Regions from separate parts of the Homo sapiens genome. Here regions 1 and 3 are each linked to region 2. A link is a contact called in ENCODE Hi-C data. All regions are on one chromosome and are shown on one strand. Each heading gives the region's core, a stretch centred on a gene start or an enhancer-like site at or near the end of the contact. The rest is flanking DNA. Distances are from core to core; before and after follow the strand shown. Region 1 holds the start of IKZF1 (IKAROS family zinc finger 1). Region 2 holds the start of STK17A (serine/threonine kinase 17a). Region 3 has its middle 13 kb from the start of LINC03013.

Region 1 (2,929 bases), core at 213-2,712, 6.7 Mb before region 2:
TGTTCTGCATTTTACAAGATGCCAGCGTAAGAAGGTGAATCTTCTTGTCATGAATATTTGCCTCGTGTACATTTTAAGCCATAGCCCAAATGATCTGATTTGTCACGGAAATAATTCTGACACATTCTAATATAAATAATACTGAAATTGTTACTTTTTAAAATTCCATATAAAAGATGAGTACAATAAAACTCATTGAACAAACATCTTCAAACAAAGAAATAAACTCAAGAGGACCCAGGACATTTCTATGTGGGTCCCCCCCACCCCTCGACTCATAACCAAATTGAACCTGGCCTTAAAAGCATTTGAATGTCTATGAAAGTTTAAATATCATACGCAGTATTTTCAAATTCCATAAATTTTCCTCTTTTAACAGAAGTTGATGGGACTAGTAAGGAGACATTTCCTCAACACCATTTTGTCTGGAATTTTAAAACAAGGTATCTCAAAGCTGAAATATACTGCCTGCGGCGCAGTGGGAAATTGTGAGTGGGTAACCTAAGCAAAGCGCACCGCATTGAAATTCAGTCTGGGTGGGCTGCAGTCCCTAGAGAGAGGGAAGCTGCATTTGAAAGCTGTGCCTGGTCAGACCCTATGGAATCGCTACGGTTTTCGGTCATTAGATGCCTCCAAATTAGAAGGAAAAACAAGCCCTCACGAGGTTCCTTAGGCATCAGCAGCGATGCTTGACAAATATTTAAAATACATTTCAAATATAACCGCAAGTAACCTGATGCCTTAATATTACTAAGGGTTTTCCTGAGAAGGTTTGGTGACTTGAGCGTCAAACCTGCGGTCAGCAAAAGGACTAACTTTTCAAAGCCGGGATAATTCCTCTCTTGCAGAAATTAAGTTCAGACTCGATCTCATCATATTTATAGTATAAAAAGAAAGCTCCCGGCTCAAATATAAGGAAAACTCTTTACACACGACTTTATAAAGGCTGACTTCCGTGGGTATATGTAGGTCTACATAAATTTAAATATGGTTGGGAGCTAGAACTCCTCTCCTGGTGACAGCGGGGCTGCTCAGAAGTGTCCCATGTCGGCCTGGTCCTGCACCTGCTGGCACAGTGCAGAGCAACAGACGCTTGACAGAAGTGAACTCTCTCACTGTCCTCAGAAAAGAGAGGCGGACCTGAGCGACACCAGGGTCTACCAACCTTACCGCTTTTCTTTACTGTGTTTTTTTTTTTTTAAATTCACCAGTTACCCCAAGTTTTCCTATTGAAATTCAATTTGAAAACACTCACGTGGATTTGTGCGTCGCGCTTTGGGGCCAAGACTGATCCTCGGGTGCGAAGAGCAACCTCGGAGCCGGGGCTCCCTCTGCCCTGCCAGGCTTGCCCGCCTCGCCGCGGCCGAGCGTCCCGCCCAGGCTGGGATGCGCCGCGCGGGGACCCAGGGGGCTTGCCGCAGTCACCGCCCCGGGCGCGGGCCGCGCAGTCACTTGTTAGAGTGTCCTGCTAACTTGGCCGCGGAGCTCTTCCCAGCTTTCTTTCACAATGACTTCCTGAAGTTGCTCACTCGCATTGTTCCCCATTTCTCCGCCACACTCCCCGCCCCCAGCCGGCTCAGACCAGGCTTTCGCGCTCCCGGCCGACCGGCTGCCCCGCGCGCACAGCGCCGCCCGCGGGCCCCGTACCTGGCCCCCTCCGCGCCGGCCGCCCCCGCCGCGCCCTTGCGTTGCCACCAGCTGCCGCCCAGAGCGGCGGGTGGCCAGAGCGCGCGCCCTGCCACCCCGCAAACTTTGGGGTGACGCACGCTGGCGGTCCCTGCTCGACCTGCCCCGCAGCCGGCTCGGCCCCGCGCGCACCTCTCGGCCGCCTCCCGGATCGCTGCTCCGGTACAGGGAGCGGGGCGCGCAGAAGGGCGCAGAGCGGGACACGGAGAGGGTGCGTCGTCCCGTCCCCGCCCCGTCGCCGAGTCCCCCGGCTCGCGCGGCGCGCGTCTCAGCCGCAACTCCGGGCCAGAGGGGCCGCGCACGAAAACTTTGCAATCGCGCCGGGCTCCGGCTCAGCCCCCAAAGGCCGCCGGGGCGGCGGCGGGTGCGGGCCGTACCTGCTGGCGCCGCCGCCGGCTGCAGCCCGCTCGCCCGCGCCGGGCCCGCTCGGCGCGCCGCCGCCACCCCCGCGCGCACCGCGCCCGGGCCCTCCCCTCGCCGCCGCGCTTCCTCATTCCAGCGCAGCATCGCGCCGCGGCCCCGCACGGGATGCGGCGGCCGGCGCTGTGTCCGCGGGCCGGGCAGCCCGGCTCGGCCGCGGCGCTGCGGGACCCGCGCGTAACCCGTGGGGGCGCGGCGCGGGCGACACGTGCGGGCCGCCAGGAGGGGGAGGGGGACGCGCGCCGCCGGGCCCGCCACCCTGCACCCGGGGCCGCTGGTCGGTCGGGGCACCCTCACGCTCGCCCCGCTGGCGAGACTGGAGGGACTCGGGACATCGTAAAGCACTTTCCCCAGTGTCTGGGAGCGCCCGCTGTACGCTCAGCTTCACGTCCCTGGAACTGGGGCCCCTTGGCTCCCGGGTTCAGGCTCCGGCCCCAGGATGCGAGTGCCCACCCGAGGGGGTGGGAAAAGTTGATCCTCCGCAAGGGAGGGGAAGGTGCAATTCATTTTCCCAGACAACCAATGGAATACCTCTCGTCTCTCTTCCCTCCCACCTGCTCACGGCAGAAGTTAGGATGGCGCCTTCCATGTTGGCCTGGGTGCACACACAAGTGCGTGCGGAAGGGTGGCTGCAGGCGGAGGTGACAGCGAAGCAATCCCGCAGCCCGCTCGACGGCTCTTTGCGTCTCAGACCTCTCCCTGGCGTGTAAGACACCGTGTGTCTCCGTAAAACGGGAATGCCACATCTGACAGCGCACCCCTTCGCCCTACGGGGAGCCCCTCACTCTAATTAGCCGGGCTCCACCCGAGCAGGAGCCAGCAA
Region 2 (2,700 bases), core at 25-2,524:
GATGAGGAAAGTGAGGCTGGAGAGTCTAACCCCTCCAAAGGCAAACACAGCAAGAAGGGCACGAATATGAACTCAGGTCTGCCCCCAAAGCCAGAGTATTTAACAACTTCTTCAAACTGTTCTCAAGGAAGAGTCGCCAAACCCCACAAAAATCACTCGATCACCCCTCTTCAGCATACAAAATGTAAAGCATCCGAACAGCCTGCACCTGCAACTTTACAGACCAAGTTGTAAGCTCTCTCTACTCCCACAAAAAAAGGGTGGGCTAGCGTGGGGTGGGGGGAGAAGGCAAGAATCGGTTCCCAGCAAAGTAAAAAGCGAGAAAAGGGCCAAGCGCCCACGAAAGAAACCAATCTAAACTCGAAGCAAAGGGACCTAAATGCTTTAGAACTAAAACGGCAGAAAACCAACCAAGAAAACGAAAATGAATTCAGCAGAAGACCGACACAAGGTAACAGAGCGCCGGTGCAAAGGAAGCGGTCACAACGGATGCTGTATTTTATTAAAACCACACAGGCAGACCAAGAAAGTCGCAAGAGTTGAAGGAAAAATGCAAAGTCGGCTCCACAGACCTCTGGTTTTCAGACCCGCTGCTCGGGGTGAAAGGCAGAGCGCGGCCCGCACCTTCTCTCGTTAAATAGCCATTCGAAACGCCACAGAGAACGAAAGGGCTGAGGAAAGTGTCCGCGCCTCCGGGACCGCCATCGAGTTACCACCACTCGCTTGCTGGGCGCGGCGCGTGGAGGGGGCGCTGGTGCGACTCGGCTGCCCTACTTGCCGTCGGCACCCAAGTTTGTGCCAAGTCACAACGCGCGTTATCGGCAGCAGCAACGCCACTTCAGCCTCGCCGCCGCGGCGCCGGCACTTATCGGCGCCCACGTCCCGCCCCGCGCGTCCGGGAAGGTTCCGCGCCGGGCCCCGCCCGTCCTCACCTGCCCAGCTCCCGGCCCGGGCACAGGCTGTAGCCGTCCTGGAAGGGCTCGGTGCGCACCACGGCGCGTATCTCTGTCAGCAGCCCGCGGGCCTGGGGCGGCGGCGGCGGCCGGCACGGCCCGCTCAGACCCCGGCCTGCCCGGCCCGAGCCTGAGGTGGCGCCTGGGGAGGAGCCGCCGCTGCCTGGCTTCTCCAAAGGGATCATGGTGTTCAGGCCCGCTTCTTTCCTGGCCGCCTGTTCACTCCGAGCAGCCGGAGGGTCACGGACCCGCCCCCGGCTCCTAGTGCCGGTCCGCGGAGCCTTCAAACACCCGCTCTCCCCAGCGCGGCGCTCGGACTGCGGCAGGCAGACTACCGGTAGCTCGGGCCCGCCCCGCGCCCCGCGACCGGCCCCGCCCCCGTGACCGCCCCGCGCCTGCCCTGCACCCTGCTTCTGGCCCCGGCCAACCCCTCCCCACGTCCGCCCCGCGCCCGACCCCGCCCCGGCCTCACTCCGTGGCCGCCCGCCCCCTCGCTGAGCTCCCGCGGGGTCCTGAGCGCCCGATGCCTCACGCGCGCCCTCTGCAGCTCAGGGGGAGAAGGTGCAGCTTTCGGGACGGCCCGGAGGCTGGAGGCGACTCACAGCACCACCCTTTGGCCAGGACAGCCTACTGCGTTAGCAGAGTTGCGCACCTGTTGAGCGTCTGAGAGTCACAAAAGCTGACCTTCGGTTAATAAAAGGCATTTGAGCTGTAAGCGGGACTTCACGTGGTGAGGAGGGGAGGGGTCTGGAGGCACTTCGGTTAATAAAAGGCATTTGAGCTGTAAGCAGGACTTCACGTGGTGGGGAGGGGTGATGAGATCCTGATCTCCGTACACTGGGAGAGGGGTCTGGAGGCAGAGTTGTATAAATATTATTAACCCTGCACACCGGCCCTATGAAATAGACACTATTATATTGTCTGTAGTCGTCTCTATATTTACTTTCGAGGTCCTCTCATCCGGTCTTACGACTTTAATTACCATCTATATGCTCATGACTACAGAATTTGTATCTCTAGCTTCCAAATATTCCCTGAACTTCAGACTGGTGTATTTGACTATGCATTTGGCATCTCCACTTACATGTCAAATTAGCATCTCAGACTTAACATACACAAAAGTAAGTTGCTGATTGGTCTTCATGAATGCACTCCTACCCAGCTTTCCCCGTCTCAGTTTTCTTCATCTCCTTCCTTCTAGCTGTTCAGGCCAAAAATCTTGGGATGAGCATTGATTCCTCTCTCATGCTCATCTCCAGTTTGTCAGTAAACCCTCTTGTCTTTTCCTTCAAACTAGATGCGGCGTTTGATCACTTCTCTCTATTTCCACCTTACCACCATGGCCTGAGCCATCGTTATCTCTTACCTGGATTATTGTGATAGTTTACTAACTGGACCACCTGCTTCCATCCTTCTTTCTCCCTAATGTCGCATAGTTCATTTTCAAGGCAATGAGAGTGATCTTTTAAAAATCGAAACCAAATCACACCACTGCTCTACTCAGACTGTCTCAGTGGAGTTTTGCTTCTGGCACTGATATACTAGTTTATTTGTGTTCAATATTCTCACTAAGAAAAAATAGAAAAGTTGACAAAAGTTAAAAATTTCCTCTCCCAGCAAGGACTTGGATGACTGAAATCCTGGAAAGATAGGCAGCTCAGAAAGCCACCACTTTTCCCATGAGGTATTTGATGATTTTAAAGCCATGGCTGAAAGAGTGAGAAAGTAAGCAGAGCTTTCAGTCATC
Region 3 (2,756 bases), core at 165-2,664, 7.9 Mb after region 2:
TGCGCCCGGCTAAACCATGGCTGTTTTTAAAGCCTGTGCTCATAAACACCTCACTGTCACATGGTCTTCCTCTTGCTACAAGCAGCTGAGCTTAGTATAAGAAAATAGCATTTCTCACACCAGTCTTTCTTTATGGTTAACCAGACCACTAGACCTTCAGACGGCCTTCGTGGGTTGCAGGTTGAGTGTTTGTTGACAGAAAGGGATAAAGAACAAAGTCATAATGCATGTGATATATGGGGAAGTGAAAGAACAACTTTAAGTCCATTTGGTTAAGAATAGGAATATGAACTTATGAGGCCAACCCCACCTGGGGTTTCTGGCGTGGGAAGGGGCTGCCTCATCAGTGCAGGGTCACCCATAAGCAGGCATGGGCACTGGCAGAGCAGGGGCACCAAAAGAATCCCAGTACCATTACATGGGTGATGTTGGCTATTTGATATTTTGAAAAACATCTAAAATGTGTCATTGTAGGAAAAACCAGAACTTTGCTGGACTTCTTTACAGGCATGTGCATGATGGCATTGTTTCCTACATTAAATTACGTATGGAAGCACCATCAACTTTGCAGTGCCCAGAGTCTCTGAAGATCTTAATCTGGCCCTGCCGATCATGGTTGATGGGGCAGTGAACTCATTTCATCTATCATATACTTTCAAATATGTGTGTGTGTGTGTGGGTGGGTGGGGGGTTCCCATTATGTAATAAGAGGTAAATGGGATAAGAACAGTTTCTGTGTAAATCCTTGAGGAATAATAGTGGTCTTTGGGGAAGGTTGGTCTAATTCAGTTATTAACATTGGGGTTAGTGTTCTGAAAAGCTCCTATTCCTCCTTCAACACTTTCCCTGCGGTTACCTTTGTGAAGCTTTCTTTTCCCAGCTCCCTGCTCTTGCTTCCCCCAGCAATTATCAACTCCTCTTCTGTGCCATAGGTATTATATTTATCACATTGCATCATGCTCCCTTTTATTCACTTCTGATTCCCTGTGAGGCTCAGAGCTCCTGGAAATATGTCTCTTGTTCATTATCTTATCTCATTCATCTTTGTATCTAGCACAGTCCCTGAGACCTGCTGGAGGCTCTGAGATTATGCCACAGACAGTTTAAAACCAGACTCTGGAGGCTAGGGGAGTTTCTAAGAAAAAGATGTCCTTTGGTGACTCCGCTTTTAAGACATGTCAGGTGTCTAACACTGGCCCCCCAGCAGGACAGATGAGCTTGATTGCCTCTAGAGCTTCTCATTTCTCCTCACAGCTTTTCTGCTAGGCTGCTCGGTGACTCACAGCAGGAAGAGGAGGCATTGGTGCTAAACTGTCCCCTAACACCTCCTCCACCATGCCCCAAAAAACCAAAAATGACAAAAAAAAAAAAAACTAGCTGAGATACTTTGGGTTGCCGGGCCCATCACTTTCTGCTTTTCAGTTCCTTATTCTGTAGAAGTCATGAGTTGAAATGGGAGACCTAAGTTTCCTTCAGGCTGTAAACTCTCTGAGTCTTTGATACTACTGCTGGGCAATGGTCATCTCATACTCCTGCCCTCCTCCCACTCTGCAGAGCAGATCAGGCCTGGTTCCCAAGGAACAAGACCTGCACCCACCCCAGCCCCTGGGCTGCCCTTCTGTAGCATGTCTTTCCTTGCTGTCTGCCTCTGTGCTCTCCTGCTGTACCTTTCATTCTGTGGATCAAGCCTGCTCTCAATGGCCATTTTAACCAGATTTTATCTCTGTAAAAATGGTAAGTGATAAATTTAGAACATTACATATACCATGATGCTATTTATGTGTTTTATTTTCAACTTCATGTGCTGGCCTTTTGTCTGCTTGCTCTCAGATCCATTCCAGACCATCCTCTATCTGGGCTTTGTATCCTTGGGAACTACATTTTCCAGGCTCATTTCCAGACTGGCTAAGGAGAGCCAGTGACAGACACTGGAGAATGAGAGGAGGGAAGAAGACAGGTTATGTCTCCCTTTCTCCCTGCTTCACATGGTGTCTGATAGGTTTCGTCCATGTCTCCACCTACTGTCAGATAGCCTCTTCCTCTACTGCTCCAGATTTAGCTGGAAGTGCTGCCATGGTCCCAGATTCTTCCAGTTGACCCAAGCTCCTGGGCTCTGGTAACTCTGCTTCCTCCCTCTGTCCCTCCAGCTCCAGGGTTGATAGTGGCTTCCTGCTGTTCTGTGGCCACTGAACTCCCCCACCATCTCTGTTAAATTCCCTCTGCTTGCAATGTCATATCTAGCACTGCTCTGCCTTCTGATTGCACTCTGACTAAAACACTCTGAATGTATGTGCACAATGTATATATGTGCAAAAACACAAATATATGAGTATTCATCTGAATATACATGTATGAAAGCACATAATGTATGAAGATATGTACATGTATGAAAACACACAGAAGAAGATCTAGAAGTTTACACATGAAACTGTTAAGAGTGGAGTGTGTGTCTGGGAAAGGAATGGGACTGGGCTGGTGTGGAGTTGTGAAGGAGGATCGCGGCTTTTTAAAAAGTAGCTTTATTGTGGCATCATTTACATATAAAAGACTATAGCTTTTATATGAGTTTGATTTTTTTTACAATGAACTTGTATTCACATGTTGCTTATATAATATGAAAAATAACTAGTTAAAAATATTAACAGCAGGAGTGGGCAATATATCAAGTGCTTTAGCCTAAGCTGTAATCCATGTAGGGAAAGCTCTGCAGAGATGCTGACATTCATAAATGTTACTATTTACCATGTTCCAGGCAC

Evidence for each region. Hi-C counts contacts between places; a loop is a spot of excess contacts on that map. Pooled maps may share reads with other maps.
Region 1: a loop to region 2 is called in a pooled map, with 4 times the contacts of the local background. The contact joins the promoter of IKZF1 here to the promoter of STK17A in region 2. A Hi-C loop is called at or near these places in 3 of 50 pooled maps.
Region 3: a map with no recorded cell type shows a loop between it and region 2 (21-fold over the local background). The contact joins the enhancer-like site here to the promoter of STK17A in region 2. A Hi-C loop is called at or near these places in 5 of 37 single-sample maps with no recorded cell type and 3 of 50 pooled maps.

Annotation. Positions count from the first base shown.
Region 1 is chr7:50,303,249-50,306,177 of GRCh38, reverse strand. IKZF1 (IKAROS family zinc finger 1) reads right to left here and starts at 1,462. Exons shown (of 8, transcript NM_006060.6): 1 at 1,256-1,462. RefSeq lists a silencer at 1,350-2,149.
Region 2 is chr7:43,581,682-43,584,381 of GRCh38, reverse strand. It overlaps STK17A (serine/threonine kinase 17a), which reads right to left and starts at 1,274. Exons shown (of 7, transcript NM_004760.3): 1 at 933-1,274. The coding sequence starts at 1,138. RefSeq lists enhancers at 185-294, 425-474 and a silencer at 875-1,654.
Region 3 is chr7:35,728,014-35,730,769 of GRCh38, reverse strand. No RefSeq gene overlaps it. Among named protein-coding and RNA genes, the nearest start is that of LINC03013, 13 kb to the right of the region's middle. RefSeq lists enhancers at 228-477, 1,388-1,487, 1,938-2,087. Within about 2 kb of position 1,414, at least 9 of the 41 ENCODE cell types and tissues checked have a DNase peak (open chromatin) inside an H3K27ac peak, as active enhancers do.